Linked DNA regions of Homo sapiens: regions 2, 3, 4, 5 and 6 are each linked to region 1. A link is a loop called in an ENCODE intact Hi-C map of the cell type or tissue named here. Cell type or tissue: ascending aorta. All regions are shown on one strand. Region 1 holds the start of PSMD10 (proteasome 26S subunit, non-ATPase 10). Region 2 holds the start of NXT2 (nuclear transport factor 2 like export factor 2). Region 3 holds the start of MID2 (midline 2). Region 4 holds the start of MORC4 (MORC family CW-type zinc finger 4). Region 5 holds the start of RBM41 (RNA binding motif protein 41). Region 6 holds the start of TBC1D8B (TBC1 domain family member 8B).

Region 1 (5,000 bases):
TTTCAGATGAGGAAACTAAAACTCCTCAGGGTAAGCAACTTGTGGACGGTCATATGGATACTAAATGGTGAAGTTGGGGCACAACTGTCAGTGAAGTTCTGACTCTGAAATCTCTACTACCACACTGACCTCAAGTTAGATGCTGTAGAAGGAACACATGAATCTAATGGGGGAAGAAATGTTCATTAAACTAGTTGAAATTATCTAGAATTTAAAATCATAAATAAATTAGAAATATAATTTAGAAAACACAACACACAGAAAACAAGAAAATTACTTTTTATAAAAAATAATAAGCTATGGCCGGGTGCGGTGGTTCACGCCTATAATCCCAGCACTTTGGGAGGCTGAGGTGGGCAGATCACCCGAGGTCAGGAGTTCTAGACCAGCCTGGCAACATGGTGAAACTCCGTCTCTACTAAAAATACAAAAGTTAGCCAGGCGTGGTGGCAGGCGCCTGTAATCCCAGCTACTTGGGAGGCTGAGGCAGGGGAATCGCTTGAACCCGGGAGGCAGAGGTTGCAGTGAGGTGATACGGCACCACTGCACTCCAGCCTGGGCAACAAGAGCGAAACTCTGTTTCAAAAAATAAATAAATAAAAATAAATAAAAATTAAAAAAGCTATAGTAGTCATTATTTGTCAAAGGGAATCCCTATTTGCAGTGACTGCTATACTTCTTAGCCCCACAGAATAGAAAATGGTATTTTAAACTCTATTACAAAAAAATTTCAAACACAAAAATAGAGGGAATAGAATAGAAACCCACAGGCCTACTGCTTAGATTTAACAACAAACATCTTGCCCTATTTGCTTTAACTAGTTTTTTCCTTGCTGAGCTTTCCAAAAACAAATCCTAAATATCATGACTTTTCACCCTTCTCTTTCAGTATGTAAAAAATAAAGGTATTTCTTATATAACTATGAGACCATTATTACACTTACTAAAATTAACACTAACTCCTTTAGAATGTCTAATATCCGGTCTGTATTCAGATTGCCCCCAACTGTCTCCCAAATGTCTTTTTGCAGTTGGTTTGTTTAAATCAGGAACCAGACGAGATCCATAAATTGCATTTCTTCATGTTTTTTACGTCTCTTGATGCTGAATAGTTCCTTTCCCTTTTTAAGCCACTGACTTGACTGAAGAATGGTTAAATTTCCAATGGAGTATTAAATCTTAATATAAAGTATTACATTTAAATTTAAATCCTTAAATATCACCAGACCATAATGAAGTAAACCAGGTAAAGATAAGGCCATTTTCAGGTTGAGTAATAAAGGAAAGTTCCAGAAAAGAGAAAACAGTCTCTTGATTTCTAATTCTCTCCCAAAAGACACAAAATGGAGATCTGTAAGTATGGGACAGTCTCACTAGTGCTTACGACACTGTCTGCGAAACACAAGGCCATCTATAAATATTTGTGGGCTTACTAAAGGCACCATGAATCCTAGAAACTGAGGATGAAAGCACGAGAGTCCTGTGAGCAGGAGGGCAGAAAGAAACACTTCTAAACTTCTGTCTACCTCTGCTTAGAATGTCCACTCATTCCCCCATGGAAATCCCACTCATGCTTCAAAGTCTAACTAACCTTCCCTTCTTTGCAAAAACTTTTCCAATTAACGACAGTCATATTCAGCATCAGATCCTCCTATTAACGTGTTCTGAAAGCACCATGTAAACTTCTCTGCCGAGTATTTACCACAATTTGTAATCGGACATGTTTTTGTGCTTATTTTATTGTCTGCATCTTCCACTCCACCGTATCCCCAGCTCCTAGCAAACTGCCTGGCACGGAAGGGGCGTTCAATTTCACATGCGTTACTGAATACAGTTACTAGTAAAGGTAAATAAATCCATATAAAAAGCCTTCCTTTTCACTGATTGGGAGTTTCTGAGAAATGCGGTAGACGTTCTAGAACTATCCAAAAATCAGGGAGCGGAGCTCCGGGCCAACGGGAAAATATCTGAGGTCTGTGGGGCTAGCTCCCGCAGGCCTATCGCGAGTCCCGAGGTGACCCAGGGGGACTGCTTGGGGCGGCGGGGGCGGGGTTCTGCTTCTCTCAGAAACGGGGCCTCCGCTAGGGCCGGGCCCCGAAAGCCACGTAGGGCTTCGCCGACGTCGCCGACTGCGGAGAGACCTAGCGTTGCTTTACCTGGTCAGTTCTAGTAGCCAGGGATTTATCGGCCAGAATACTCTCCTTCAACTCTTCCAGCTTCCCGCTGTAGGCCAGGTTGCAGACCATTAGGTTAGACACACACCCCTCCATTTCGCTGTCCCAGCAACTACTTGTCGCGCGAGCAACGCCCGCCTCACGTCGCCGGCTCCGGCTACGCCAGTCAAAACAGCCGTTAGAGCTTCACCAATCACCGGCCTTCCTCGTTCCCTTTTCTTTTCCCGTCGCGCGGCGCCTCTGGGAGTTGCAGTTTGAGAGCAGTTCCGGGCAGGGAGGCGCCTTTGCTGCCCTCACAGACTTGGCCCCTAGCAGTGCAGAACTACAAGTCCCAGGGATCCTAGCGACCGTCCGTCCGTAGTCAAGTTGCCGGTGGAATTGGCCCAGGATGACAGCTGGAGAATGGAGTCAGGTACGGGGAGCGGCTTTGAGTGGAACCGTGTGAAAGAGCCGGGGTGGGTAGTCGCTGGCGGGTCGTTGAGTCGGCCATATGAAACAGGTTCGGGGGCAGGGCAAGAGTTATGAGAGCCTAAAGGTCCTGTCCCCCGGGGTTCCTGACCTGCAGTGGCAGGCGGAAGGGACAAGGGTTGGAGCTGAGTACTACCTACTGAGCTCGAACCGGTGACTGTGGCTACCCTCCCCCTCCCTGCCACCGCCTAGGGAGTGGAAAGAAGTGGGGGTTAATTACTCTGACATCTCGGCGGTGTGGCATCAGGACAGGGTTCTACCACAGCAGTGATAGCATATGGCACCGTACTGAGGTGATGTGCCAGGGTGATGCCAAAGGCAGGGTGTGATGCCGTGGGAGCCACCTGATATCTAAGAGACCTCGGTGAGTCCATAGCCTGGTGACATCACAGCTTGATGAGGGTCATCTTAAGGATACCGGGCTGTGGTGTTGGCATTTTAATATCACGATATTAACTATGTTGTCAAGGCTTTGCTACAACTATTAAGCTAATAGTGTTTCTTTTTATAGAAATCCCAAATAGTGCCATAGCAGAAGCAATGCAAGACTGATCCTTTATAGGGCATATCCAGAGGACATTATGCCACAACTAGGTAACGATAAGAATACATTCAAGAAAGAGACTCATGATGTTTATGTTTATCCTGTTATAGTGTAGAACAGGAGTTGGGAAACTTTCTGTAAAGAGCCAGATAGTAAATATTTTAGGCTTTGTAGGCCAAAAGGCAAAATCAAGAATATTTTGTTGGTACTTTTATGACAAAAGAGAAAACAAATTTCAACAAATTTTTATTGATGAAATTCAAAATATAATAGTAATTGAGTACTTTTTTTGTAATACAGGAAGACTACCAATGAGAAGAATAGAATTCTTTTTAGGGGATAATATTTTGCTTAATTGGGGCTCAGAATTAGTGTTCCCTATTGTCAAAATTGATTTTAAGTGTTCATCTGTTAATGCTGATCTGTTAGGAAATTTTTACCTATTTAATCTTTGAAAATGTCATTTTACATAGATAGGTACTGCCAAATACTGATATCAATTCATAAACATATACTTTTTTATTTTTATTTTTATTTAATTTTTCAAAAATTTCAGAATAGTTGTAGATTTATAGAAAAGTTGCAAGGTTAGTAGAGTTCCTGTATAACACTCACTCAAAATGAGGCACATTTTACATATCATAAAATTCACTGATTTCAAGTGCATAATTAAATGATTTTTGGTAACTTTACTGAAGTGGGGCAACCATCACCATAAATCAGTTTTAGAACTTTTTGATCCCTCCAGTAAGGTCCCTCATGCCTATTTATAGTTAATCAATCCTCTGTCCCATTCCCAGCCCCAGACAACCACTAATCTACTTTTTTGTTTCTATAAATTTGCCTATTCTGGACATTTTATATAAATGAAATCATACAATATGCAGTCTTTGTGTCTGATTTCTTTCACTTAGCATAATATTTTTGAGATTCATCCATATTGTAGTATGTATCAGTACTTCCTTACTTTTTTATTGCTGAATAGTATTCCATTTTATGGATATAACACATTTTTATCTGTCTACTCACTATTAGATAGGCACATCAGTTTCCAATTTTTGGCTACTATGACTAGTGCTGCTAAGAAGATTAGTATGTAAGTCTTCGTGCGGACATATTTTTTTCATTTCTCTTTGATAGATACTTAAGGGTGGAGTTACTGGATCACAGGGAAAATTTATGCTTAACTTCTTAAGAAACTGCAAAACTGTTTTCCAAAATGGCAGCAACATTTTGCACTTCCACTAGCAATGTATGAGAGTTCCTGTTTCTCCACATCCTTGCCAACATTTGTTATTTACTGTGTTTTTTGTTATAGCCATTCTAAGTGGGTGTGAAGTGGTGTCTCATTGTGGTTTTAATTTATAAATTATAATTTATAATACGGTGAGCATATTTTCATGTGCTTATTAGCCATTCATATATCTTCTTCAGTGAAGTGTCTGTTATATCTTTTGTCTGTTTTTAAATTGAGTTATTTGTTTTTTTAGTGTTGAGTTGTAAGGATGGTTTATATATTCTAGATCAAGTCCCTGAGAGATATATGATATGCACATATATTCTCCCAGTCTGTTGCTTGCCTTTTTCTTTTTTTGATGGTGTCTTTTGAAGTGAAAACGTTTTGAATTTGGGTGAGGTTCAATTTATCATTTTTTTTTCTTTCATGGACCATTCTTTTGGTGTTGTACTTAAGAAGTCTTTGCCTAATTGCAAGGTCTCAGTGATTTTCTCCAATGTTTTCTTCTAAAAGCTTTATTACTTCATCTCTTACATTTAAGTCTATGATTCATTTTGAGTTCATTTTTTCTCTGTGA
Region 2 (5,000 bases), 1.4 Mb after region 1:
ACCAATAGCCATTCTCATAGCCATTAAAGAGCTCACAACAGTTGGGGTTCAGGGGACATGAAATGAGGGAAGACTTCATAGGGAAGATCGCACCTGTTCTGGTCCCTGAAGGGCAGGTAGAAATGGAGGGAACATTCCAAAATAAGAATATATAAGTAAATGCATGAATAGCCAAGTGTCTAAAAGCAGACTTTGGGATTTGAAAGTTTGGGACTGAAATCCCAGGTCCACTAGCTGTATCATCTTAACCAATTTACTTAACTTCTTTAAACTTAAGTTTAAATTTTTAAAAATCTAGATAATAATGTCTGCCTTTCTGGGGGTTGTGAGGATTGAATGAAATCATATAAAACACAATCTCTCAATCAAGAAAAACAATCACCAATGAAGTAGTAAACATCAGTCATTCTTGGCAAACAGTAGTAGTTAACTTTGCCAGTGTTGGTGAATTTGGGAGAATAGCCTGGGAAAATAAATTCAGATCAGACCAAGGTAGGTATTTAAAGATTATGAGAATTTGGAAGAAAATAGACAATAGAGTTATCAAAGTTTGTGTGGGAGGAGAGAATGAGAGGGGGAATGAGAGGGGGAAAGAGAGAGAAGTGGGGGTGAGAGAGGGAGGAGAGAATGAGATGGGGAAAGTGAGAGAAGTGTGGGGGAGAAAGGGAGGGAGAGAGCCAAGAAGAGCGAGGGAGAAAAACGAAGAGGGTTAGCCGGACGTGGTGGCTGGCGCCTGCAGTCCCAGCTACTCTCCTCGGGAGGCTGAGGCAAGGGAATTACTTGAACCCGGGCGGCGGAGGTTGGCAGCGAGCCAACATCATGCCACTGCACTCCAGCCTGGGCCACAGAGTGAGACTCTGTCTCTAAAAAAAAGAAGAAGAGGAGGAGGAGGAGGAGGAGGGGAGGGGAGGGGAAGAGGGAGAAGGGTTGCTATAGGGAATGGTCAGAACTAAGCAAGTTACTTAGTATTTCTTTGTAACTCAATGTTATGTTTATTGTCTAGCACTCTCATTACACTTTGAGCCTCACAAGGATTCGAAACATGCCTATTTTATTCACCACTCTATATACAGAGCCTTGCACAATCTTTGGCACATAGTGAATACTTGATAAATATTTATTGAATGAATTATGATGAGGAGGAGAGCGGAACCAAAAAAATAAAGATTCCGAGAATTCAAGATAGGTGACTGGGAGAATATAAAAGTTTGGAAGTGCGGAGGAAATAATGAGTTTAAATTTTGGACGTACAAGTTTGAGAAGCCTATAGTGCAGTCACGTTCATGTTTAGCAAAATTATTATGTGTAATTGGAGCTCAGATAAGGGGTGGGGGCTTGGGATAGGTTGTTGAGATTCATTAGCATACGAGTAGCAATTTAGATCACCCTGAAGAAGGGAGGCTTTAAAAGGGGGGATGCACCGGAAGTGACGCCAGTCAGAGGTTAACGGAAAACGGAAGCTGGCTGGCTGAGAAGAAGCTTCCGTTAGTCCTACCTTGAAGAGAAAAGAGCCAGATAAAGAGAAAGATTAAAAGTATGAGAAAATACAGAAGCCACTGGTCTCAGGGAGACAGAGAAGGATACCAAAGAAGAAGTAACTATTATGAGGGGCCACACACCAGCCACTCAAGGTAAAACTACGACATCTAATTAATTTGCCATTTAAATCAGAAGTCATTGGCGGCTTTGGGATGAGAGGTTTTTAAGGGGTGTTGGGGAGCAAAGCCACATTGCCATGACAGTTATATTGCTTGAGTTTGAATCTCAACTAGTTTGTGACCGTAGGCAGATTTTACAGTCTTAGCTGTAAAATGAAGATGATAAAATAATAGCAATTACCTCAGCATTGTTATAATAAGTGAATATATGTAAAACTGATTAGAAAAGCACCTTACATATAGTCAGCACTCGACATTTTAGTTATTGTTAGAATACCTTGCAGAATAAATAGCCCTTAAAAGATGGTGAATAGCACTGTAAACTTAATTTTTGTTGGTGTCCGTGAGACATTTTAAAATGCCAGAATGGAGAAACCAGATGAACTTTTCCTGTTCAATGTGGCTGGGTTAAAATGAAATAGTAATTTTAGGCATACTGCCAAAACGTAGTAATTCAGTGAGGATGATCCTTCCAGAACGTTCCAGAATGCTAAATTGTTCACTAGTCACGCACGCCTTTCCCCAAGCTCTGCCCACTTATCCTATAGGCTACGGAATAGTAGGTCTCCTCGCATTTCTAATTGGTCTTCAGAGGGCTTTGGCTCCGCCTCCTGGGGCAAAAAAGTCCCTGTAATTGAACACTTTCATTTTTGCTTGTCCCCAGGCTTGTCGTTAGAAAAGTAGGGGACTTTCCTGTTGAGTATCATGTTTACAAAAGCAAAGTGGCTTTTAAATTTTAAACTAAGTATCAAACAAGTAGATAAGGTGGATGGGAGGGATCTTCAGGAACTGAAGGGAAGTGGAACTTAAGGTTGGAACATCGGTGTGCTTTTAACGACGGACCGAGCTACTTCCGGGAGAGAATGGGAGGGTGGAAAATTTTGTGCGTTTGGCGGGTTTCGCTCTCTTCATAAGTATTGATCATTCCGCAGCCCTGCGGACCGGACACGTGAGGAGGTAGTGACGCCGACACTGCCAGAACACACTGCTACAAGGTCCCAGATGGCCACGTCTCTGGTGAGTGCCTGGGCCGTGGCAGGACGGCTGGGCGCCGGACTCCAGTGGCTGAGAGGAGGGATTCCGGGGCGGTCTGGCTGCTGCTCACGTGGATAGGTGACGAATCACGTCCCGGCTCTCTGCACTGCGGGGCGGGGCCCACGCTTTGCTGCCCGCCCTGCCGGCCCCACCCCCAGCCTGGTTAGCAGTCGCTTTCTGATCCCGGAAAGGACCCTGAGCTGGGAAATAGCGAGAGGCGGGGATGTTGGGGTTTGTTGTTTATGGCTTGCAGTTTCTTTCTCTCGATTATCTTCCTCTCTAAAAATCACTTTCAGTCACCTGACAAAGAAACTGGCGATTCATTGTTCTTAATTTAGTAATAGACTGGGCCCCGTACATGAATGAGAAGGAAGGTATTCCTTAATTCTCCGGCACGAACGCCAACAGCGTTGCTTTCTTCGGTGTCACAGTTCTTAGGCAAACAGCAGTGAATATTTACGCAATGTGGGAAAGTTTCCTAAGTGGAGCTGCCGGTTTTTCAAGTAGTTGAACTACTTTCGTGTGTGTGTGTGTGTGTGTGTGTGTGTGTTTCCCATTCATCAACTTTGGAGTTTGGCTCTAACACCTCACTTGAAAACAGAAAACAATTTCCTAGCTTATTCAGTGGCAGTTTTTGCCGCTCTCTCTCCTTTTCTAAGGTTCAGGTGGTGTCATTTTCATTGCCGTGAATGTTTGTAAAATATTGAAAGTCTAAAGTGCTTAGTTGCCAAGAAAAGATTATAAATTTATATGTGGAGACTGAAAAAGACTCAGATTCATTGAGAAGATTATGTCCTAAAGACATGCACTTAAAATTAGTGAAAAATTTTAAAATTGCAAACTTCAGAGTCCGGCCTTTAAAATGTCTGAATTTATATGAAAGAATGTGGACTGTATATAGAGCTACATAGTGGTTGAAATAAATCATCAGCTTCTGTCAGTGGTTTTGTGTTTGTGAGGGGTTGAAAAGGTTGGTAATCTATACTTCTGGAATTTTTCTTGTAGGATTTTAAAACTTATGTAGATCAGGCATGTAGAGCTGCTGAGGAGTTTGTCAATATTTACTATGAGACAATGGATAAAAGAAGACGGGTGAGTGTTATAGACTCTACTACTCTTTATAGACTACTACTCTTTATTAAATACCAGGTTGTGTCTGGAGCCAGCGTTTCATCTGACTTGCATAAGTGGTAACTGTGGATTTACTCTTTAAAAGCAAATTGCTCAGGGAAGGATTGGTATGGCATTAGTGGGAACATGGGCTCTGGAATCATATCCCAGGTTTACTTTTACCTAGTTCTTTGACCTGGAGCAAGTTGCCATTTTCCCTTAACCTCATTTTATTTTCAGGTTGGTAAGTATGAATTAATTAAAATACCGCACTTAACATTAGGCCCAGCATATTTTCTTAAATATGTTTCCTTTTCTTAGTTCCATCAATTAACCAATATGGTTAAGGTATTATTAGTGCTAATGAAGGGGTGGGTCATTACGGGGAATATTTCCTGATTCGCCCCTTTTATTTCATATATTTATAGATAATTTCTGATCATGGCTCAAAAGTATAGCTTACACCCACAAAAAGTATGCATGTAGCATGGATAATATTAAGTCCTCAACAGACCGAGATTTCATCAGCTTTTTCATTGCAACTTATCCCTGCACCATATCTTTTACGTAATTATGTCAGTATGTGGTCAAGTGAGTCTTGCCTAGGTCTCTTACCAGCATAGAACTGTGCTTTGGAGAACTACTTCTGTCCTGCAGCTGCAAAAGTTAATACCCTATCTCTAAAAACCTATTTTTTATATAAAACCCATTTATTAAGCATAGGATTTTATATATATATATACTTTAAGTTCTGGGATACATGTGCAGAATGTGCAGGTTTGTTACATAGGTATACACGTGCCAAGGTGGTTTGCTGCACCCATCAACCCGTCATCTACATTAGGTATTTCTCCTAATGCTATCCCTCCTCTAGCCCCCCACCCCCTGACAGGCCCAGGTGTGTGATGTTCCCTTCCCTGTGTCCATGTGTTCTCATTATTCAACTCCTACTTATGAGTGAAAACATAACTGTGTTTGGTTTTCTGTCCCTGTGTTAGTTTGCTGAGAATGATGGTTTCCAACTTCATCCATGTCCCTGCAAAGAACAGGAACTCATCCTTTTTTATGGCTGCATAGTATTCCATGGTGTATATGTGCCACATTTTCTTTATCCAGTCTAACATTGATGGGCATTTGGGTTGGTTCCAAGTCTTTGCTATTGTGAATAGTGCCACAATAAACATATGTGTGCATGTG
Region 3 (5,000 bases), 270 kb before region 1:
GTACAATATTGTCAACCACATGCATATTGTTGTGCAACAGATCCCCAGAACATCCCCCTCATCCTGCATGACTGAAATTCCACACCCACTGAACAACTCTTTCCTTTTCCCTCCTCGCAGTCCCTGACAACCAGCATTCTACTTTCTGTTTCTATGAGTTGACTATTTTAGACAGTCATATAAGTAGAATCATGGAATATTTGTCTTTTTGTGACTGGCTTATTTCACTTAGCATAATGTCCTCAAGGTTCATCAACTTTGTAACATGTGACAGGATTTCCTTCTTTTTTTGAAACTGAATAATATGCCCTTGTGTATATATACCATATTTTCTTTATCTATTCATCTCTTGATGGACATTAAATTTGCTTCTGCCTCTTGAATGATGCTGCTGTAAGCGTGGGTTTGCCAGTATCTTTTTGAGATCCTGTTTTCTATTTGCTTGGATATATATCTAGAAGTAAGATTGTTTAATCATATAGTAGTTCTATTTTTAATTTTTTGAGGAACCTCCATACTATTTTCCATAGCAGCTACACCAGTTTACATTCCCTTGCATAGTGGCTGTACCTTTTTACAATAGTGTGCAAGGGTTCCAATCTCTCCACAACCTTAACACTTATTATTTTCTGTTCTAATTTTATTTTTTGTAGAGACACGTTCTATTCATGTTACCCAGGCTGATCTCTAACTGCTGGTCTCAAGTGACTCTCTTGCCTCAGCATCCCCTCCTGAGTAGCTGGGATTACAAGTGTGAACCACACCTTGCCGTATTTTCCTGTGTGTTTGTTTTGTGTGTGTGTGTGTGTGTGTGTGTGTGTGTGTGTGACCATCCTAATGGATGTGAAGTGATATTTCATTGGGGTTTGATTTGCATTTCCCTAACAATTAGTGATGTGGATCATCTTTGCATATGCCTGTTGGCCACTTGTATATCTTCGTTGGAGAAATGTCTATTCAAGTCTTTTGTCCACTTTTAAGAGTTTTTTTTTTAATTGAGCTATAGAAGTTCTTTATACATTCTGGATATTAGCACATTATCCGATATATGGTTTGCAAATATTTTCTATCATTTTGTAGGTTGCTTTTTCACTCTGTTGATTGTGTCCTTTCCTGTGCAGATGTTTGAAAGTTTTATGGTCCCATTTACCTATTTTTGCTTTTGTTGCCTGTGCTTTAAGTGTGACTCACTAACTTTTACTTCTCTTAGGGGCCAGACTTTCATCAGGAGAGCCTGGTTGTGACTTTTGTCTTGGTTTCCACCTCAGTGCTCTCTAGCACATTGTTTAACAGGAGTGTTGACTGATTACTATTGGTTCCCTGAAGGGATATACCAAGAGATACCTCAATTTTTCTGGACTTGTTCCTATGCACAATGATGGGAGGCGTGTGTGTGTGTGTGCTGGGGTGAGTCTTCCCATTTTCTCATTTCTTTCCCCTTCTTCTCCCTTTTTGCCCCAAGTTAGAAACAGAGTCTCTTATGGGGCTTCCTGCTCTTTCCCTCTCCCATCCACCTTTTGAGTCGGGTGGTGGTCTCTGAGCCAATGACAGGTCAGCAAACAGGCTGATTCCAGACCAATGGGAGGATGCTGGATTCCAAATGGACCAATTAGCTTATTAGGGACCTGGAATAGCTGGATAGCTAGCATCTGCCTCATTGTCCATGTGGTAACGACCCTCTTGTTTTACTGGTCAACAATTTGAAGGTACAAGAAAAATCCTACTTTTTTTTTTCTTTTGATGGTTTTAATCCACCTCCACAACTTCTGCCCGAGGCCAATAAAACACAGCCATTCTTTTTTTGTAAAAAGAAAGAGAGGTTCGGTTTCCTTCAATTGTCTGCCCTTTTCTATCTCCTCCACTATTTTTGTTTTACTCTGTAGTTAACTTTGCATAGAGCAGCTTCATAGGGAGGATCTCTGCGGTGGACCCGGCTCTCTCTTCTTATTACCCGTTGCAAAGGCCTCTTTCTTGTTCTAACCTGGGGGTTTGTGGGGTTGGGGGACAGGGGGATTGGGGAGTGGGAGAAGAGTTTAGCCATAGCCTTCCTTCTGCATTTCACACACATTTAGCTATCTCTGTCGCTCTGTCACACACACACACACGCACATACACACCATACACACACACACGCACACCCGTCCGGGTCCCTCTCGGTGTGTCTTCCTTCAAGATGACAGGGCGCTGGAGAAAAGGCTGCTGGAATCAGCTGGTAGGTACAGTAGTAACCCGAGCCCCACCCACCGGCTGCCTTTGCTTGCTCAGGTTTCTCCGGTCACTCCTGCCAGGGGAGAAGACATGTAAACGTGCCTCCAGAGGAAGGGCTGGGGGAGCTGGGAGTGGCGGGGGCGGCGGAAGGTGAGCCTGGGAAGGTGGCCGAGCACCCCTTCTTCTTGGGCCCTTCCCAGTGCTCCCTTGGGGTGTCAGCCCCAGCCCCGTTTGCCCCCACTCCGCCTCCCTTTTGGAAGGGATTGCCTTTTTTTTCCTCTGCGGCGGCGGAAATGACAGTGTGGTGCTGCCGTGGTGTCATGGTGCTGCCCCTGGACTGAGGGGCGAAAACTCTTAAGTTTAGCTCGGGAGGCCCAGCTGCGGTAGCATCGCGGCCGCCGTGCTGTCCCCTGCGGGGCGCGCGGGCTGGCGGATCCCGGCTGCTGCGCGGCGTCGGCGACGGTAGCGGCAGCGGCGGCGAAGGCGGGCGGCGGCCTACAGTGGTAGCGGCGGCGGCGGCGACCGGGGCCCGGGAGCTCGCGCCGGAGCCCGAGCCAACCCGCTGCGGAGGCAGACGAGAGCCCAGCGCCCTCGAGCGAGCGGAGGAGATGGCTGGCACCTGGGAACGCTATGGGTAAAACGCGCCCCCTCGCCGCGGCCCTGGAGGTCGAGCGTCGTAGCCCTCGCAGGGCTAGTCTCCGGCTCCGGCCGCTTTTCAGGTGCCGCCGGGGCCCGGCGTTGGCCGAGGGCTCTCCGGCTCGGCGAGGCAGGGTGATGGGGCCCGCGAGGCTCGAAACGGCGACGGGGGCCCCAGCTCAGCTCCGGCTCTCAGTCATGCTGTTGGGGCCCGGGTTCCTGCCACTGCCCTCCTGGGACGGAGTTTGCACTCCGGGGTGCGGGGCGGGGGCGGCCGAGGCCTCTGCGCAGCCTGGCCGGGCCCGGCGCGGGCAGTCGAGCGAATCCCCCGGCGCCTGGGCGCGAGTCTGGGAAAGGGCACGGCCGCCTTCCCACGCTCCCGCAGCCGGCAGCCTCCTCGGCCCAGGCGTCGCCCCTTGGCCGGCCGTCTGCCGGGCGGTGCTGTCGCAGCAGCCGGCGTGGCTGCGGACGCCCTGCCGGCGGGGAGGCCCGGTGAAACTTAATCCCTTTTCTGCCAGGGAGCGATCCTCGAGTCTCCGTCTGGATGGTTCCTTATTTCTGGCCTAGCTGTGAAATCAGCTCTGTGGGGGAGAGGGAAAACTTACATATGTCCACAGGACAGACTGCGACGCAACCAGGGAGAGTGGGGATTTTCCATTCCTGCCTTGTAAGAATTAAGTAAATAACGGCGGAGTAGATTTACAGAAACATTACTGGTGATGATAAGGTTTAGGTTACTTAGCACTTCGTGTGTTGCACATTATTTTTCAGAGGTGTTTCTTCTTAGAGCAGGAAATTGAAATCCTGCAGTCGTTGTACTCTTTACTTTCTCTCTTCCACGGTCCCCTACCCGTTTTCAGGATCACTCACCTTCCTATGTCACAACGCTTACTTGCCTACCCAAATCCCCCAGCAGAGCCCCTTGGACCCCAGCCTTTCCCCATCAACGTGTGCACTCCCAGCCTCCCAGCCATGCAGCATCTTACTTCTCAACCACTTTGCCTTTTTGAGGATTTCTGAGTGTGGGGCGGATAGATGGTGATGGTTGTGTGTCTCTGAGGATGAGCCCTTATAAAGGAATATATTGGAAACTAAATAGAGAAGTACTGTGTGTGGGTTGATCCCTCTGATTCTCAAGTTGGGCCAGAAGGGCTGCCTTTAACCCCATTCTGCTCCGTCCCAGTACTCTAATCAGTTCTCTGGCAATATTCCAATAGAAGGGAGTTGCTGAATAGGGAGTTCTCCTCCCCTACTTTTCTTCTGTTTGGGGAGTGGTTTCATTGTACCCCAGATGGTTAGCTTCCCCCTGCCCACCCCCGACCCTCACATCCCCCTGTCTGTCTCCTCTCATGACTGTACTGAGGGAGAAACTGTCTTTGCTATTTTTATATATTCTTGCCCAATCAATGAACTTAACATGGATATGTAATGTGAATTAGATTTTTCCTGGTTGCTCCTCACAACTTGATTTATGTGTTTGTTATAGTTTGGATATTTATCCCTGCCCAAATCTTATGTACAAATGTAATCCCCAGTGTTGGAGGTGGGGCCTGATGGGAGGTGACTGCGTCATGGGAACAGATTTCTCATGAATGGTTTAGCACCATCACCTTGGTTGACTGTGAGTCCTTGTGATAGTGAGTAATCTCTCCTGAGATCTGGTCGTTTAAAAGTGTGTGGCACTTCCCCCCAGCTCTCTTTCTCCCTTGCTTCTGCTCACACCGTGTGAGAATCTCCTGCTCCCCATTCGCCTCCCTCCATGATTGTAAGCTTCCTGAGTCCTCCCTAGAAGCAGATGCTGGCATCACACTTCCTGTACAGCCTGCAGAACCATGACCCAATTAAACCTCTTTTCTTTTCTTTTCTTTCTTTCTTTTCTTTTTTTTTTTTTTTTTTTGAGACAGGGTCTTGCTTTGTTACCCAGGCTGGAGTGCAGTGTCACATTCACAGCTCACTGCAGCCTCCACCTCTCGGGCTTAAGCAATCCTTCTCCCTCAGCATCTCAAGTAGTTGGGAACACAGGTGCATGCCACCACACCCAGCTAATTTTTGTATTTTTTGTAGAGATGGCGTTTTGCCATGTTGCCCAGGTTGGTCTGGAACTCCTGAGGTCAAGCTGTCTGAGGGCCTCGCCAAGTGCTGGGATTACAGGCGAG
Region 4 (5,000 bases), 1.1 Mb before region 1:
GAATCTAGGAGGCAATGAGAAACTATTCCATGACAGCCTCCCAGGAGAGATAAGATGGCAAATGGGAGATGGCTTTGAGGTAGTGCTTCACAAGCCTCTCATCCTTTTCTGTTTCATAGCATCATAAGGCTCCCATCCTCCCCTGTTCCAGAAGGATGGCCTATAGGTGGCTACATGAAAGATTGCCAAGGGTGGAGCTACTGTCCTACATAAATCCTAGAGGTATCTAAAAGTATTCCTGCCTAAAGGTAAGGTCATCACCTTTTGTCACAAGCCTATTCTTCCTTTGTTACAAACACACACAAGGTTAGCATTGAATAGACCACAAATTTGAAATTTAAGTAATTTTCTTATCCCTCCCTCTCCTTTACCCTATGCATCCCTAGACGTTCTCATATCCTATTTACTCTATTTCCATTGTCAGTCTCTTACAGAGTTTATTTCCTCTCATCTGGATTATTGCAATAACCTCCTGTCATATAAATCCGTATCTCTCTCCTTCAATTGTATACACTGCTGCAAGACTGACTTTCCTGAAGCACAGCTCTGATCATGACATTCCCCTGCTCAGAAAACTTCAGGCTAAAAAGCCAGATATTGGAGCCTCCCAATCACATCCTGATCCCAGATGACCTTTTTAACCTCATCCTTACTTAGTATCTGGCGTAAAAAGGCCTGTGTTTGAGTCCTGGATCTGCTACTTAGTATATATGTAACCTTGGAAAAGTCAACTAAATTTTCTGAACCTCTTTTTCTTCATCTGCAGGATGAAAATAAATGTTTACCTCAAATGGTAATGTTAAAAAGTTATTTGTGAAAGCTGCTTGTAAACTTTTTAAGTACCTATCGTTTTTACTATTTGTGAACCCCATGCTCTAATTAAACTCCACTCAATATTCTTCATGCCTTTGTTCAAGCAGTTGTTCCTTTTGCCTGGAATTCCTCCCCGCCCATATCCACATGTCCCAATCCTTCAAATCTCAGCTTAAATGTCACCTCCTCCACAAAGCCTTTCCTAACCTTCCTCTTCCTGATAAACTGGAAGCCATTCCTCCTTCCTCTGAACTCCCACAGCACTTGTTTTTATCTTTGTTTATATATCGATTTCCATTTTGTTGTTAGACAAAGCATAAACCTTCTGTACATGTTTTATCTCCCCTACTAGAAGAGTGAATCTGTGTTGTATTCATTTTTGTGCCTACCACAGTGGCCTTGCGCACAGTGGGTGCTCAATAAATATTTACCAAATGAATGATTCACTAGAAAATTAATGCTTAAGTGGAGAAAATGATTGAAGGAAAACCTAAAATGAAAGCTTTGGATTGCCAGTTAACACTTTGCTCTCTCTTTTCCCTATTATTAATATTTTCACAAATAGTTGTTATTTGGTCTTAAAATCTATGTTTGTATACATGTATGCATGCATGTGTGTGCATAATACATACACATACTCGCGCTCATACTGGACGTCTTAGATCCGGCTTAGGTTCTTTAAGGTAATGCTTATGGCCAAAATCACAAATATCCAAAATTACAAATTGGAAACTCATTAAATCACCTGGAAAGTACAGTAAGCACAGCACAGGTATATCACGTTCTGCACCGTGCCAACCATGAGAGAACAATACATTTCGCTTTCCCATCCCCCACTATGTAAATCACTACTTTTTGCTCCCTTGTAGTCTTTCTTGTAAATTACATACTTAACTTGGATTGTATTCCATTCTGCAGAGGTTCAGTGCACAGCCCCAAGGCACAGTACCAAACCTCAAAGATACAGTCCCTCTGCTCTAGGGTTCCAAACGTATCAATTCCACTTTTTGCCTTTCACCTTCTAATTAAATTACACATATTGTAAAGCATTCCGTGTTATGGTTAATCATCAAAGGTCTCTATCATTCTTATCACCCTTCCAAGTAAGTCCCCTGCTACCCATTGACTTCTTACCCAAGATAACTCTCATGGCATGGCCACAGCGACTGCTTAAGTAGAGACCGGGGTTCATTTGGGGAGCTTTGAAAACATTTTCAAGAGTTTGTTCTGTGCAACCTTGCCCATAAACACTTCTTCCTTCTTTCGATTTTCAAAGCATGTATAATGCGCCCTGTATGCTGCTGCGTTTTGTGCAGGACTGCGTTTCTTCTTTGCTTTCCACACAGTAGCACACTACTGCAAAAACTGGTGTAATTGGCTTGAAGGGATCAACTGAAAACACTTTAAAAGCAAACACCGGTGGAGCGAGAGGTTAAGTCCTCAATATTCATTCCAGCGGTGTGAGGGCGCTCGTGGACCACGGACCCAGCCCTCCGCAGTAGCAGGGAGCCAAATGCACTCGTGTCATCTCTTAAGAGATGTCCCATCATTCCTAACTTTTCTTGTCTCAAAAGTTAAGGAACTCCGCTTTCCAGACCTTTCCCCAGGACCCGCCTCGGTCCTCTACGCCCCTTTGCTAGCTAGGCATCCTCCGTCGGTCGCCAGCCCCTGCGGACCCAGCTGCCTCAGGGCCCGAGGTTTTTATGCATCTCCTTTTGATTACTAACTAAGCTATCCTAAAGTGCCCGAACGTCACGAGCGCGAGAGAAAAACCACACTGGTGTCTTTAACGCTTCAGACACACCTCGTTTCCTCCGTTTTATGAGCGGAACCTAGTTCCTGGCGAGAGAGCCATCCCCCTCCTCCGCCTGCGGAGCCGGGGCCGGTTCCGAGGCCCCCACCCCAGCCCCGGCCCGCCCCGCGCGGCTCTGCGCATTCCTCTCGCGTCCGCGGCACCACGCTGGCACCACTGCCTCGGGCGAACACGGCCGGGCCCGCCCTCGCCACTCACCTAGCAGCTCCGCGATGGCACTGAAGGGTCGCGTGTGGCTGCTGGAGTTGCTCTGGAGGTAGCGGGGGCTCATCTGGGGGCGAGAGAAGGTCCCGACCCGCGTGAGGCCTCGGCCCGCCGGGCCCTCCCCGCGCGCCCCCCGCAGCCCAGGGGCCCGCGCGCGCGTCCGCCCCCTCGGGCCCCGGACCTACCGTGCTCAGGCGGATCCCGAAGGCCTGCGGGCCGCCGCCGGGCCGGGCCAGCCCGCAGCCCGGCGCGCCAGGGCCGGCGGGGGCCCCTCGGTACAGGAGCATTTTTTTGGCCGCCACGGTACCCGTCTGCTGCCGCCGGACCCCTGGCCCGGCGGTCCGGGACTAGCCCTCGCTCACTTCCACTCGCAGCTGGCGGCGACCGTCCGGGACCGGCCCTCCCTCGCTCCCACTCGCAGCTGGCGGAGGCGGAGCGCGCTCCAGCCACCTGTCCCGGGCGGGAGGGGTGAGGCCGGCTGAGGCAAGCGGCGGCTCCGCCCTGTCAGCACCTCTACCGACCCGGCGACTGCCCGGGCTGCCTCTGGGCCGTACAGAAATATGGCGACCTCCTGACAGCCGCTCCTTGATCCCCGCCCCTAATTAATTATTGGCGTATGCCATAGGCCAGGCCGCCGAGCGGGAAAGCGCGGGGGGCGGGGGTGGCGCGTGGGGAGGGGCGTGAATGAAGCAAGAGGAGGGAGAGCATGTATGGGATTTCTGGAACCTAGTCCCGCTTAGGCTGCATGACTAACAGGCAAGATAAGACAAGTCTTTCAAGTTCTAAAGACTACAGTGTTGCTATCTGGGAAGATAGCAAGCTCGCCTGATGGGAAAACATTCTACCTACTCTGCCTCAAATGCCTCCAGAAGCACCCAGAACTTTCTGGAAGGCAATTAGCAAACTATCTCCAAAGTCTTGCTAGCATGCAGGGACGGTGTTTCTAAAAGGAGAAATTGGATTCACTTAAATACCGCCAAGTAGGGGATTGGTCGAGTTATGAAGTATGCATAAAATGAAATACCATCCAGTTCTTGAAGGCCATGTTTGTAGATAAGTATGTGTTGATGTAGAAAAATATTCATGAAGGAATGAAGAAAACAAGGAGTTACAACATATTGTGGAACGCATGATGCCTTTTCTATTGGAAAAACAAATATATATGTATACATATATACATATATATATATGCATGCATACACACATATACACATACATACATACATATATATATACACACACACACACACAACGAAAACCACTTGATATACACCAAGATGATATCTCTGGGTCTGGAACTAGACACTTTTTCCTTTTTTCTTACCTGTGTTTTCTAATATACTATAAATATACACTGATAATAGAAAAACAGATTCATTAAAAACATATGTAATGTTCTATGGCATGAATGAACTATAATTTATTTGACCATTCCTTTATGGTAATTTAGGTTGTCCTCTTTTTTTAATTTTGACAATACAAAAAATGCTCCTTCACACACTCGTGTACAGGTCATTAATTTCTGATACTGTTATCTCCACAGAATGAATTCCAAAAGATGAGACTGCTGCATCTAATAGCATGTGCATGGTTTAATCTTAATAAATACTGTAAGATAGGCAATTTGCCCTCCCAGCAACAATCAGTGCTCTTTTGTCATGTTCATAGCACTAGATGGTCCCAATCTTTTAACTTTTTGATAGTCTTTTCAATAAAAAATAGTATCTCCTTATTGTTTTAATTTGCATTTTCCTGACTACCAGTAAGGCTGAATATCTTTTCAAATGTTTAGTATACATTTGCATCTCCTCTTCTACAAATGCCTGTTTATGTCCTTTGAGCATCATTTTTTACCCCCATTGGGTGCTTTACATTTGTCTGTTTTTTAGTTATCTTTTCTTCAATTTTTTAAAATACACAAAAGTACAGAAAACAATATAATGAATCCCATGTACTTATTACTCAGATGCAGTAATTATCAAGACTGCCACACCTGCTGCAATGGACTGAACATTTGTGCCCCGCCAAAATTTGTATGTTGAAATCCTAACTCCCAATATGATGGTATTAGGTATTGGGATTAGGAGTTGGGGCCTTTGCCAAGTAATTAGGTCATAAGGGTGGAACCCTCATGATGGGATTAGTGCCTCATAAAAAGGACCCCAGAAAG
Region 5 (5,000 bases), 970 kb before region 1:
CTGTGAGTCTCAAAATATATTCCTTATCTATATTATCTACCATTACTGACCCCATTTATTCAAAGACACTTCTCCAACAATTCATTGCCCTTTACCATTTAGTCCATGAACACTTACTAAATACCTGTTTACACAGAAGGCACTATGCTAGGTACTGAGGGAAGTCAAAGGTGTTTAAGACATAGTCCCTATCCTCAAGAAGCCCACAATCTATTTAGGGAGAAGAAGTGTGTGTTTATGTGTTGTGTGCATGTGCCTTGGCAGCGGGGGGAGGAGAGAATAATAACACATAGAAGCATATGCCAAATTAGTAGAAATTCACAGAAGAGAAAATTGGGAGATAAAGGTGGTAAAGGAAGACTTCAGAAAGGTACTTTTAAGCTGACATTCAAAGGTGTGTGATGCAGAAAAGGAGAACAGGGAAAGAGAGTACAAAGGGATAGTAATATATACTGAAGGATAATAAGAAGTAGTAATTTATCAAACAGTTAAGTGACACAGTGCAAGTGATGGTTTAGACAGATGAATGTGGTTATAATATGCCATAGAGATTCAAAGGGAAGAAACAAGAAGAACTAGTTATGAAACTACTGAAGTAAAAGGTGATGAAGGTCTAGACTGAAATGGTAATAGTGAAAATGGAAAGAAAGGGTTAGATGAGAGAGGCCTTTTGGAGGCAGAGGCAAGGAAGTCAAAGATAATCCCAAAATTTCAGTCTGTGTAACTGAGAGAACAATGGTACCAATGAAGGAAAGACAAAGCTCCAGATGGAATAAATGATTTGGGAAAGGGAAAGTCAGTATTGTTTTAGCCACATTGAGTCTAGTAGCTTTTACAATAGAAACGCCAGCATGAAGTATCAGGAATACTTCAAATACATGACTAGGAACATTTTGTTTAGGGATAAATTCATATGTACTAGAAACTATTTGCTTTTTTAAAAGCAAGGGAATTAATAACACAAAATTCCGGATAGTGGTCACCTCAGGGGGGAACGAAGGGAGGGAAGAGACACAGTAGACTTCTAAGGGACTGGCAATGTCCTATTTCTTAAGCTTGTAGTGGATGCGAACCTTTATTATTCTTTAAGCTGTATATATACATTATACATTATTTCGCATGGAGGAGATATCATAAAAAAATATTAAAGGTTAGTTTCAGGCAGGCAAAGTCATAAACGGTTTTTTAAAAGATGCAAGGAACTGACAGTGCAGGAAAGCATATCAGTAAGAATTTTAAATGCACTGCACTATTCCAGAGTGATGATTCTACTTGCAGAGTGAATCTAAAATTAATTTAAGCCCGTCAATAGTTAGGAGGCTCAGGCCATTTAGGCTCAAGCGGCCATTTACCTCAGGACAAGTAAGGGGAACTGAGCCCAGCAATGCCTTCCACCTCCCCTCCCCCCACCCCATAAATCGAACCGCTTTGGTGCTGTCCTTCCACATTTAGAAACAAAGTACCGCTCCCTTACTTTAAGATTCGAAAGCGCTACATGGTTTCGGGGCCCAAGCAAGTAGTCTTTAACACACAGACGTTGCAAATAAATGCGCCCGCCCCGAGCCTTTCTCAGGTGGAGGTGGAGGTAGGGGAGAACGGCGAGGGGCTGGCCCGAGGTACCTACATCTCCGGCGCCGGGAATTTGTCAGCCTCAAACCCTTTTGCCCAGCTGGGTCCGGGTGAAACGACGAAGCCGCAGCACCCGGCCAGCTCCCGGGGCCCGTGCCGGGAGGGCATTCCCACAGCAGCCGGCCCCGGTGGCAGCCCTTCCTGAACTTCGCTCTGCAGGCCTGTTCAGCCCGTCTCCCCTCCTCCCGTCTCCTTTGTCGTGTTCCCGCTCCCACGAAACCGCATCCTGAGAACGTGCAATACCCAAACCAGAAAGCAATGGAAGCCATTTTCAAAAGAAAAGGTAGAACAAAGCTCCCCTTGCCGCCTGCTCTTCAGACAAGTCCTTACCTCTTCATGTTTCCACAGGCCCCTACCTCCAACTTGGGTAAATAGGCCGCGGACCTCAAGTCCCAGAACTCCGCGCGGCGGACTTCTAAGGGTATTGTGATGGAGCATGGGGCTCTGGGAATTGTAGTAGCACAGAGCTATGGCAACAGAAAGAGAAAGTAGATCTCAAGTGACAGGTATGCTGAACATTGTCCAAATATTTATTTTGAATTTCTCATTTAGGTTCAAAAGAAGACCCAAAATATCCAGCTCATAAAACGAGTCACCTTTGACTTCTTGATTCTCTCATCCATTACCACTAATTCCTGGCTCTTCTGTAATTTCCTTTGAACTTATCAACACTGCTTTTCTTTCAAGGATTTATCCAGCCTACCTACCGTTTCCAGTCGAGCCTCTGCTTCATCCTTCACGATGTAGCCAGAGTCATCAGACACGAGTCTGACTATATCACCTGTACTAATGGTTCTCCTCTATCTGTAACAGAGACTTGAGAGTTTTCTCCACTCAGAATCAGAAGTCTGTGTATGTTCAGGCCCACATATGTTTTATTGATAATTATGGTGAATCAAGAAAGAGGTATAGTATAGTGGTTAAAAGCATAGGCTCTTAGTTTCCAGAAATGGAAATGCAAATGTCTTTAAGTGTATGAAAAGATGTCCAATCTCACAAATTTTAAAGTACACTGACTACCAGTACTCCTTAAAACTAGCAAGGTCATCAAAAACACAAGAATCTGTCACAGCCAAAAGGAACCAAAGGAGTCATGATGACTAAAGTAATGCAGTATCTTGGATGGGATCCTGGAAAAGAAAAAAAGACATGAGGTAAAAACTAAGGAAATGTGAACAAACTATGCTCTTTAGCTAATAACAAGGTTCGTTAGCTGTGACAAATGTATCAGAGTTATGCAAGGGAAACTGAGTTGTACGTATGTGGAACTTTGTACTATGCAACCTTTCTGTATCTAAAACTGTTCTAGAACTTAAAGTTTATTTTTAAAAGTACATTAAACTACCATTTTTCACCTAACAGATTGGGAAAGATCCAAAAGTTTGATAACACACTTGTTTTATTGAGATTGTGGGGAAACGGGCGCTCTCAATACACTAGTGGTAGGAATATAAATTGGTACAACATCTATTGGGGGCAAATGAGGATACTACTAAAATCATAAATGTACATTCCCTTTAAAGCAGCAATTCAGTTATGAATAGAATCCTCAATACTATATATCCTCTAACCTACTATCATTCCTTGCAACATTGTTTATGAAAACAGAAATGAAAATATCCAAGAACATACTATGAAAATGTATCATTCAATGAAAAACTATGCAGCAGTTACCAAGATGACAAAGTTCTCTATGAACTGCTACTAAACAATCTCCAAAATATAGTTAGTGCAATAGCAAGGTGCAGAACGATATGTATACTATGCTTCTATTTGCATAAAAAGGGGAGCTCTAGTCACTTAAAAACATATATATGTGTGTTTGCTTGTATATGCACAAAATATGTTTGGGAGAACTTACAGACAAATGATGAGTGAATGCCTCCAGGTAGGGGAACTGGATGGCTGAGGGACAAGGGCAGAAAAAATTCTTCACGTATCTTTTTGTGCCCTTTGAATTTTGAACCCATGACTACATTACCTAGTCAATACTTTTTTAATTAAAGAGAAACCCTCTTACATCTCAAGAAGCCAAAGAAGAAAAGATTGTAGGTAATGGTGGGGGGCGGGGCACACTACTTGGATTTGAATCTCACTTCTCAGTTGACAGTATAGCACGACAGGGTTTTAGAGGCAATCTGGACTTGAATTTTTGCTCTGGTAAGTTACTAGACCATGTGGGTTTCAGTAAGTTTCTTAACTGGTCTAGGCCAGTTTTCTCATCTGTAAAATGAGGATACCTCCTAAGTATAGGGTGACTGTCAAGCACATACAAAGGTATGGTTTTAAAGTTATTCCATGATTGAGTGGTAATCTATGAGTAAATAGTCAAATGTTAATCAGTAGATTTAGACTTATCCAAACTGCTTTGTATTTCCATGCTCAAGTTAGAGCAAAGGACCAAAAAGCAGCTACTGAAAAACATTGTAGAATTTCCTGTCCTGAGAACTTCTATCAGATTGAAAATGTCATGGTGAGCTACCTAAGACCTGTCACATGCAAATAACTGTGCTCTTGAATCATAAAGGTGAATGACTGCAGGCATAGCATGTACCACTTTGTAGCTTTGGCACAGAACGTGAACTGAATATAAGTATAAACAAAACGGGGGGTCACATCATTGCCTGCACCAGGTAAATCCTATATGGTGGTAGAGCTGAATTTTGTGGCTCAACCAATCTGTCCCAATTGACATATTGACAAGGAAATGGAAAAATACACCAAGGTTGCTAGTGTGCTTATCCCCTGGGACGGTGGCAAAGGATGGAACAAATATTACACCAACCATCACACCAAACTTGTGTACAACTTCTAATAAAACATATAGCCTATTGATACTGAAATGATACACACTACATTGCAAATCCACTAGGTGGGATGAGTGGAGAACGAATAGCTAAGATACATATTCACATAGCTGTGGAATTGCAACTGGAAAGCAAGGTCATAAGAAGTACTCTACATACCTGTGTATAACTGTAACCAGCGCAAGTGATAGGTACAAACAGACAAACATTCAGAAAATTACACTAAAAAGAAAACCAGGCCATTTCTAATTCTGCCAAACTTGTTAACTGTGTAATAATAGTTATTCTGTTTCCCACAACATTCTTCTCCCCAGCTTAAAAGGACATCAGACAGTGTATACAAAGCCTTGGAGATCTCTAGATGTTATACATGGGCACAGAGATCTTACCTAATTTCACAATTTTACCCCTAGAAGAATTTATGACAAACCGAAAAATATGCCTCATTTGTCTTTCTGTCAATTTAACAAGGTTAGTTTAATTAATCCAGAAGCTCCTTCTTAACAGAGACACATTTTCTGAGTTTGTCCTTTTTAGGTGCTTTGTTTGTGGCACGCTTCTGAA
Region 6 (5,000 bases), 1.3 Mb before region 1:
GCGGGAAAGTGTTGTGAGGCTAATCTAAAGCCATAATAGGCAGATGGGATGGACTTTTGAAAAAGAAGTAGAGGAGTGTGTGTGTGTGTGTGTGTGTGTGTGTGTGTCAGAGAGAGAGAGAGAGACTGGCCAACCAATGGACTAACACCAAGTTCTTACTTTCAGTGTCTTGGTAAACAGTGGCCTTTGAACTAGGAAACCTAGTAGGAGAAACATCAACCAGGGGGAATATTGGAAAAATAAGTTTGGCTTTGAACATATTGTATTTGAGGTAACTATGGACCATATGCATAAGCAGTATAGTGTCATGGTTTGTAATCAGACAAATCTAGGTTCAAATTCCAGCTTTGCTGTTTATTTAGCTATACGATCTTAAGCAAGTTACTTCTCTGAGCCTCCTTTCCTTCATTCGTAAAGTAAGCATGTAAAAATGTGCAAGCTTATTAATGAAAATTAAATGACATAATACATATACAGTACCAGTACAGCACCAGTACTGTACCAGCAATGCAGACAGTGTGCAATCCCAGTCCTTCCCCAAGCAATTTATATTGACATTGAATAGAGTGGCACGCTCTATTTTTTTAAGGTGCTTCTAGGAAAATACTTTTATTTGCAAGGGTGCGAAATTAAGTCGTTTATTATTGAGCCAAAAATTTAGATCACATAAGTAATTTAATTAGAAAAAAATGTTTACATAATTGGTGAAATGTTTATTTACTAAAGCAGGAGCTCTCTAAACGCCCTGCTGTAAGCCAAAAGTGGCCCTGATCCTGTAACAGGGAGCATGTGGGTATACCTGGAAGAAATTGCAGAGTAAACAGGTAGAAAAGCCATCCAGTTCTGGATAGCTTTTGCCACACTGTAACCTTTAAGGGTATTGGAAAAGGATGTGGTTTGATGGGGAAGGAAGTAAAAAGGGGAAGGAAAGGTAAAAAGAAAGGAAGATATCTCTCAACGTTTGCTACATTTACTGATCTTTCTCCAGGAAGAGAAGAAGAAATTACCTCCCTTAGTACACATTCAAATTGCGATGGCTTTTCCCAAAGATACATTGCAGTCTGGACTCTGAAAGGATTATCTCTTTCCAAACTGTCCAGATAGCTGCCTTGGGACTACTTACTGCCATTTAGTAGAAGAGAATCCCAGATTGCCCCTTTTCTCATTCACAAGAAAAATCCCTGCTTGGAGCACACGCCTGCCTCACTCGAGATGGCACACATCTTGGAAGGTTACCCCAGAGATGCTCCTCCAGGGCAGAGTTCCTTGGCTTGGCATCTGCGTGTGCCCCACCCCATTTTTTTTTAATCCACATGACTTTGAGGCTCTATTCTCAAAACAGCTTGCCAAGAGCCCTTTGCTTATACATGGCCTCCCAACTCCTTCCTCCCTCTAAACTTTTTTTCACTTTTAATGCACTCTTTAATTCCGGTGGACTTAGTTATTGCAATAAATAAAAACATCTGTCAAATATTTCCTCACAGCGATATCATGCAAATTATTGACCTCATTCACCTTAGTGTTCAAACCGCTGCGCATCATTGCCAAGATACAAAGAGATCAAGTTTGCTTCCAAAGGGATTTTTTTAAGAGTTTAAGAAAAAAAAAAATGCACATAAATTGTTTAGATTCCAAAATAGGAAGCTGGACAAGAGATTTTCTGTGGTTCATTACAGCAGTTTAATAAACAGATAGGGGCGACAGTGAAGGAAAGGAGCGGTGCACGGAGTGAAGAAAACGCGTGGCTTCTGGAAATTTTATATTCTTCCTATATAACCAAAAAGAGCTTAATCTAGGCATGAATTTTGGATTTAGAGAAGGAATCGTATCACTGACTGTGTGACCTTGGATAAGTCGCCTCACCCGACAGTGCTTTCCTTTATTAATGTGCAAAGCGGGGACGAATGTCCACTTCGCAAGACTGCTGTGAGGATTACGTGAGATCGCCTGAGTCTATAGTGAGAGCTCATTAAATGTTAGTTGTTGCTACTGCTACTTCCTGGAATGAACCGATATTCCAAAATTCCAGAAACTTTGTTTTCTACAGTTTAATGCCTTCGGCTGTAAAATGATAAAAAGAAGCAACACCTTTACACCTGGGACTCACTTATTTGAACCAAAAAAATGCTTTAAACTTCAGATAGGCAAAACACACTTAACTGATGGCTGGGACCCGCTTTGAAAGCACCCCCACCCATTCTCACCCCAGTGTATTGTGGGAAGGGTAGTCCCATGTTCCAGTCGCTTGAGCACAGAAAAGCGCGTAGGAAACTACAACTCCCAAGAGGTAAAGAAGCGGGACTATTTCCCAGTCTGGCGGTAGCGCTGTGGGAGGGAATTGGCAATCTCTCTGCCTACGTGGGAGAGAAGGGAGGGTTGGGGGAAGTGTGGAAAACCTGAACCTGAGCTGCTGTCGCCTGAGGAAGATTTGGTGGGAGGAGAAGCAGAGGGGAAGAGACGGGTTGAGAGTGAGGTGAGGAGGGCATCTAGGTCACTGCTCCCGGGGGGCACAAAGTTCGCGATGTGGCTGAAGCCTGAGGAAGTGCTTCTGAAAAATGCGCTGAAGCTGTGGCTGATGGAAAGGTCCAACGACTACTTCGTGCTGCAGCGGCGTCGGGGCTACGGGGAGGAAGGCGGAGGGGGGCTCACAGGTAAGCTGTGGCCACCCTACCTGCCTCTGGGCTGTGTTCGCTGTTACTTAAAAGGTGGTGAGGACAACAGTTACTCGTCGCTACCAGTTTCCCGATCCTAAATCGTGGGCGGAGGGACTGGGGTTCTTCTCCCGACACCACCTTTCCGCCACCACCTCCAAGTCCTGAGAATGTCTCACTGGACGACGAGTTGCTCTTTGGTTGGGACAGGTGAAGGGAGGAGCGCGGTTCTTTCTGAGGCCAAGGAAGAAACGGGTACCTACCTTGTCGCTTCCCATGGGGGGAGGGAGGCTGATGATGAGTGTTAGACCTAGACAGGTCGCATTTAGGCTGGTGACAGGGGCCAGTTCGCAGTTGTGAACTTAACTTTTTTCACAGAACCCATACCGATCATCAGCACCCTGGGGAGATTAAGCGTATGGGGGATGGGATGGAGTGGGTACGCGGGGATGGTGAGGAGAAAGGGAGGCGCCCAATCACATCCTGAGAAATAGACTTCAAAAGAAATATTAGGGAGGAGGGAGAACTGGAGTCAGGAGAGGTGGAGGGGTAGGCTCAGAATTGCTGATCTCTCCCAATTTAGCATCTTTTACTTTGTCTCCAAGTTTTCAATCTTTGGGATCCCCTCTCAAAGGCTATTAACAACGTCGTAATAAATTAATCTCTTGAGTGACTGGTGCTGCCCCTTCATTCAAAGCTGTGATTGTAAGCCAGACGGTAAGAGTTTAACTCTTCCTGTCTAACCCACCCTGACCCCAATTCTTAAAAAGTGTTTTTTGGCCAAATGTTTAAAGTTTCCAGAGAAAGTTATTTTGAGACCACTCATCTTGGGTAGGGATATTTAAAGTTTTGGACGTTGGGAAAGCAAGAGCTCTTTTTCTAATCAATCTCTAATTTGGTATTGTGACCTTGAAGTGGTAGACCAGGCAGCGTGATGTAATGGAAAGAGGGAAGAGTCCCGAAAACCTGCATTTTAGTCCCATCCTACTCTCTTACTTGTTGGATGACATTCCTCAAACTCTTTCATTTACTCAACCTTAAGCACCTACTGTGTGCCACAAGGTTCACAAGATTCAGTTTCTTGGCTTTGCAGTGCTTATAATCTGGATAAGAAGGGTGGGAAGGTCTAAAGGAAAAAGAAAACCACCTAGTAAACTAGGCAAGTTATAATTCATGGAGGAGATGACCTTGCTTTTTCTCTCTTGGAAAATGGTGCCTACCTCACAGAGTTGAGAGGATAAAACGAAAGATAATAGCACCAAATCAATGTATGTCGTCAAGATGGTGATAAACGTATGCTGTTATTTCGTTTTCAAGCCACTCCCGGGGTGCAAAGAATTCTGAGGTTCTACAGGACATTTTTTAAAATTTTGCTAGACCTATTAATCTTATCCAGCTTCTAAAAAGGCCCTCTCGAAAATATGGCAACAAAAATTGCCCTGTTAAATGTGACATTTTGTCATTTTCTAATTTTTAAAAATTACAAATGCTATTTTGCAGAAGAGTCTTTCCATTTAATAGATGCAGATATTTTCGAGATCAAAATTTTAGAATCGATGTTCATAATTACCCAGTGACATAAATTATCCACTTGAGTCCATTGAGAATAGTTCAGGATATATTTAAAATAGATTTCAGGCCGGGCACGGTGGTTTATGCCTGTAATTCCAGCACTTTGGGAGACCGAGGCAGGTGGATTGCTTGAGACCAGGAGTTCAAGACCAGCCTGGACAACATGGCGAAACCCCATCTCTACAAAAAATACTAAAATTAGCCAGCCATGTGGCCCCAGCTACTTGAGAGACTGAAATGGGAGGATGGCTTGAGCCTGGGAGGTCAAGGCTACAGTGAGCCGTAATAGGGCCACTGCACTCCAGCCTGGGCAACAGAGGGAGACTCTGTCTCAAAAAGAAAAAAAAAATTAAAATAGATTTTATAGTCCCGTGTTACAGCCTCAGGAATAGTCTTATAATTTATTTTCGTTCCTCATACTAAAACTGTGTTCCTTTAAGTAGGTAAATCAAATTCTTGAAAATATAATCACTGTAATGTAGTATTGCATGTTTTTTTTAACTTGTTGCAAGTTTCCTTTTTTTTTTTTTTTTTTTTTTGTTTGAGACAGGATCTCTCACTCTGTCACCCAGGCTGGAGGGCAGTGATAGTGATGTGATTATAGCTCACAGCAGCCTGGAACTCCTGGGCTCAAGTGATCTTCCCACCTCAGCCTCCGGAGTAGCTAGGGCTTCAGGTACAAGCCACTAAGCCTGGCTAATTTCTTTTTTTTTTTTTAAGAGACAGGCTGTGTTGCCCAGGCATGATCTTGAACACCTGGCCTTAGGATCCTCCCAC

What was found. Peaks named below come from ENCODE experiments on the same cell type or tissue, not always from the same donor. Only the 100,000 strongest peaks of a DNase experiment are listed, where the experiment ranks them.
Region 2: it touches region 1 in a loop (12-fold over the local background); 5 of 110 quality-filtered maps call a loop at or near these places.
Region 3: it touches region 1 in a loop (6-fold over the local background); 7 of 110 quality-filtered maps call a loop at or near these places.
Region 4: a loop joins it to region 1, with 9 times the contacts of the local background. A loop is called at or near these places in 3 of 110 quality-filtered maps.
Region 5: it touches region 1 in a loop (8-fold over the local background); 10 of 110 quality-filtered maps call a loop at or near these places.
Region 6: it touches region 1 in a loop (17-fold over the local background); 3 of 110 quality-filtered maps call a loop at or near these places.

The regions. Positions count from the first base shown.
Region 1 is chrX:108,089,251-108,094,250 of GRCh38, forward strand. PSMD10 (proteasome 26S subunit, non-ATPase 10) reads right to left here and starts at 2,292. Exons shown (of 5, transcript NM_002814.4): 1 at 2,157-2,292. The coding sequence starts at 2,270. ATG4A (autophagy related 4A cysteine peptidase) reads left to right here and starts at 2,528. Exons shown (of 13, transcript NM_052936.5): 1 at 2,528-2,586. The coding sequence starts at 2,577. RefSeq lists enhancers at 2,041-2,440, 2,491-2,730. In ascending aorta, no CTCF peak of the experiment used is centred here; DNase peaks (open chromatin) are centred at 2,041 and 2,431; H3K4me3 peaks cover 2,250 bases; H3K27ac peaks cover 1,491 bases.
Region 2 is chrX:109,534,347-109,539,346 of GRCh38, forward strand. NXT2 (nuclear transport factor 2 like export factor 2) reads left to right here and starts at 2,498. Exons shown (of 4, transcript NM_001242617.2): 1 at 2,498-2,675; 2 at 3,699-3,785. The coding sequence starts at 2,661. RefSeq lists enhancers at 2,479-2,678, 2,969-3,028 and a silencer at 2,809-2,858. In ascending aorta, no CTCF peak of the experiment used is centred here; DNase peaks (open chromatin) are centred at 2,225, 2,785 and 3,143; H3K4me3 peaks cover 1,683 bases; H3K27ac peaks cover 1,536 bases.
Region 3 is chrX:107,823,589-107,828,588 of GRCh38, forward strand. It overlaps MID2 (midline 2), which reads left to right and starts at 2,278. Exons shown (of 10, transcript NM_012216.4): 1 at 2,278-2,842. The coding sequence starts at 2,839. RefSeq lists silencers at 2,696-2,885, 3,046-3,095. In ascending aorta, no CTCF peak of the experiment used is centred here; DNase peaks (open chromatin) are centred at 2,243 and 2,773; H3K4me3 peaks cover 2,778 bases; H3K27ac peaks cover 2,738 bases.
Region 4 is chrX:106,996,853-107,001,852 of GRCh38, forward strand. MORC4 (MORC family CW-type zinc finger 4) reads right to left here and starts at 3,360. Exons shown (of 17, transcript NM_024657.5): 1 at 3,016-3,360; 2 at 2,825-2,897. The coding sequence starts at 3,117. RefSeq lists silencers at 3,125-3,334, 3,345-3,424. In ascending aorta, a CTCF peak has its summit at 2,281; DNase peaks (open chromatin) are centred at 2,289, 2,539 and 3,459; H3K4me3 peaks cover 2,013 bases; H3K27ac peaks cover 1,252 bases.
Region 5 is chrX:107,116,807-107,121,806 of GRCh38, forward strand. RBM41 (RNA binding motif protein 41) reads right to left here and starts at 2,016. Exons shown (of 8, transcript NM_001324242.2): 1 at 1,960-2,016. The coding sequence starts at 1,967. RefSeq lists enhancers at 1,320-1,399, 1,780-1,969. In ascending aorta, no CTCF peak of the experiment used is centred here; DNase peaks (open chromatin) are centred at 1,718 and 2,025; H3K4me3 peaks cover 1,595 bases; H3K27ac peaks cover 382 bases.
Region 6 is chrX:106,800,333-106,805,332 of GRCh38, forward strand. TBC1D8B (TBC1 domain family member 8B) reads left to right here and starts at 2,341. Exons shown (of 21, transcript NM_017752.3): 1 at 2,341-2,651. The coding sequence starts at 2,522. In ascending aorta, no CTCF peak of the experiment used is centred here; a DNase peak (open chromatin) is centred at 2,299; H3K4me3 peaks cover 2,114 bases.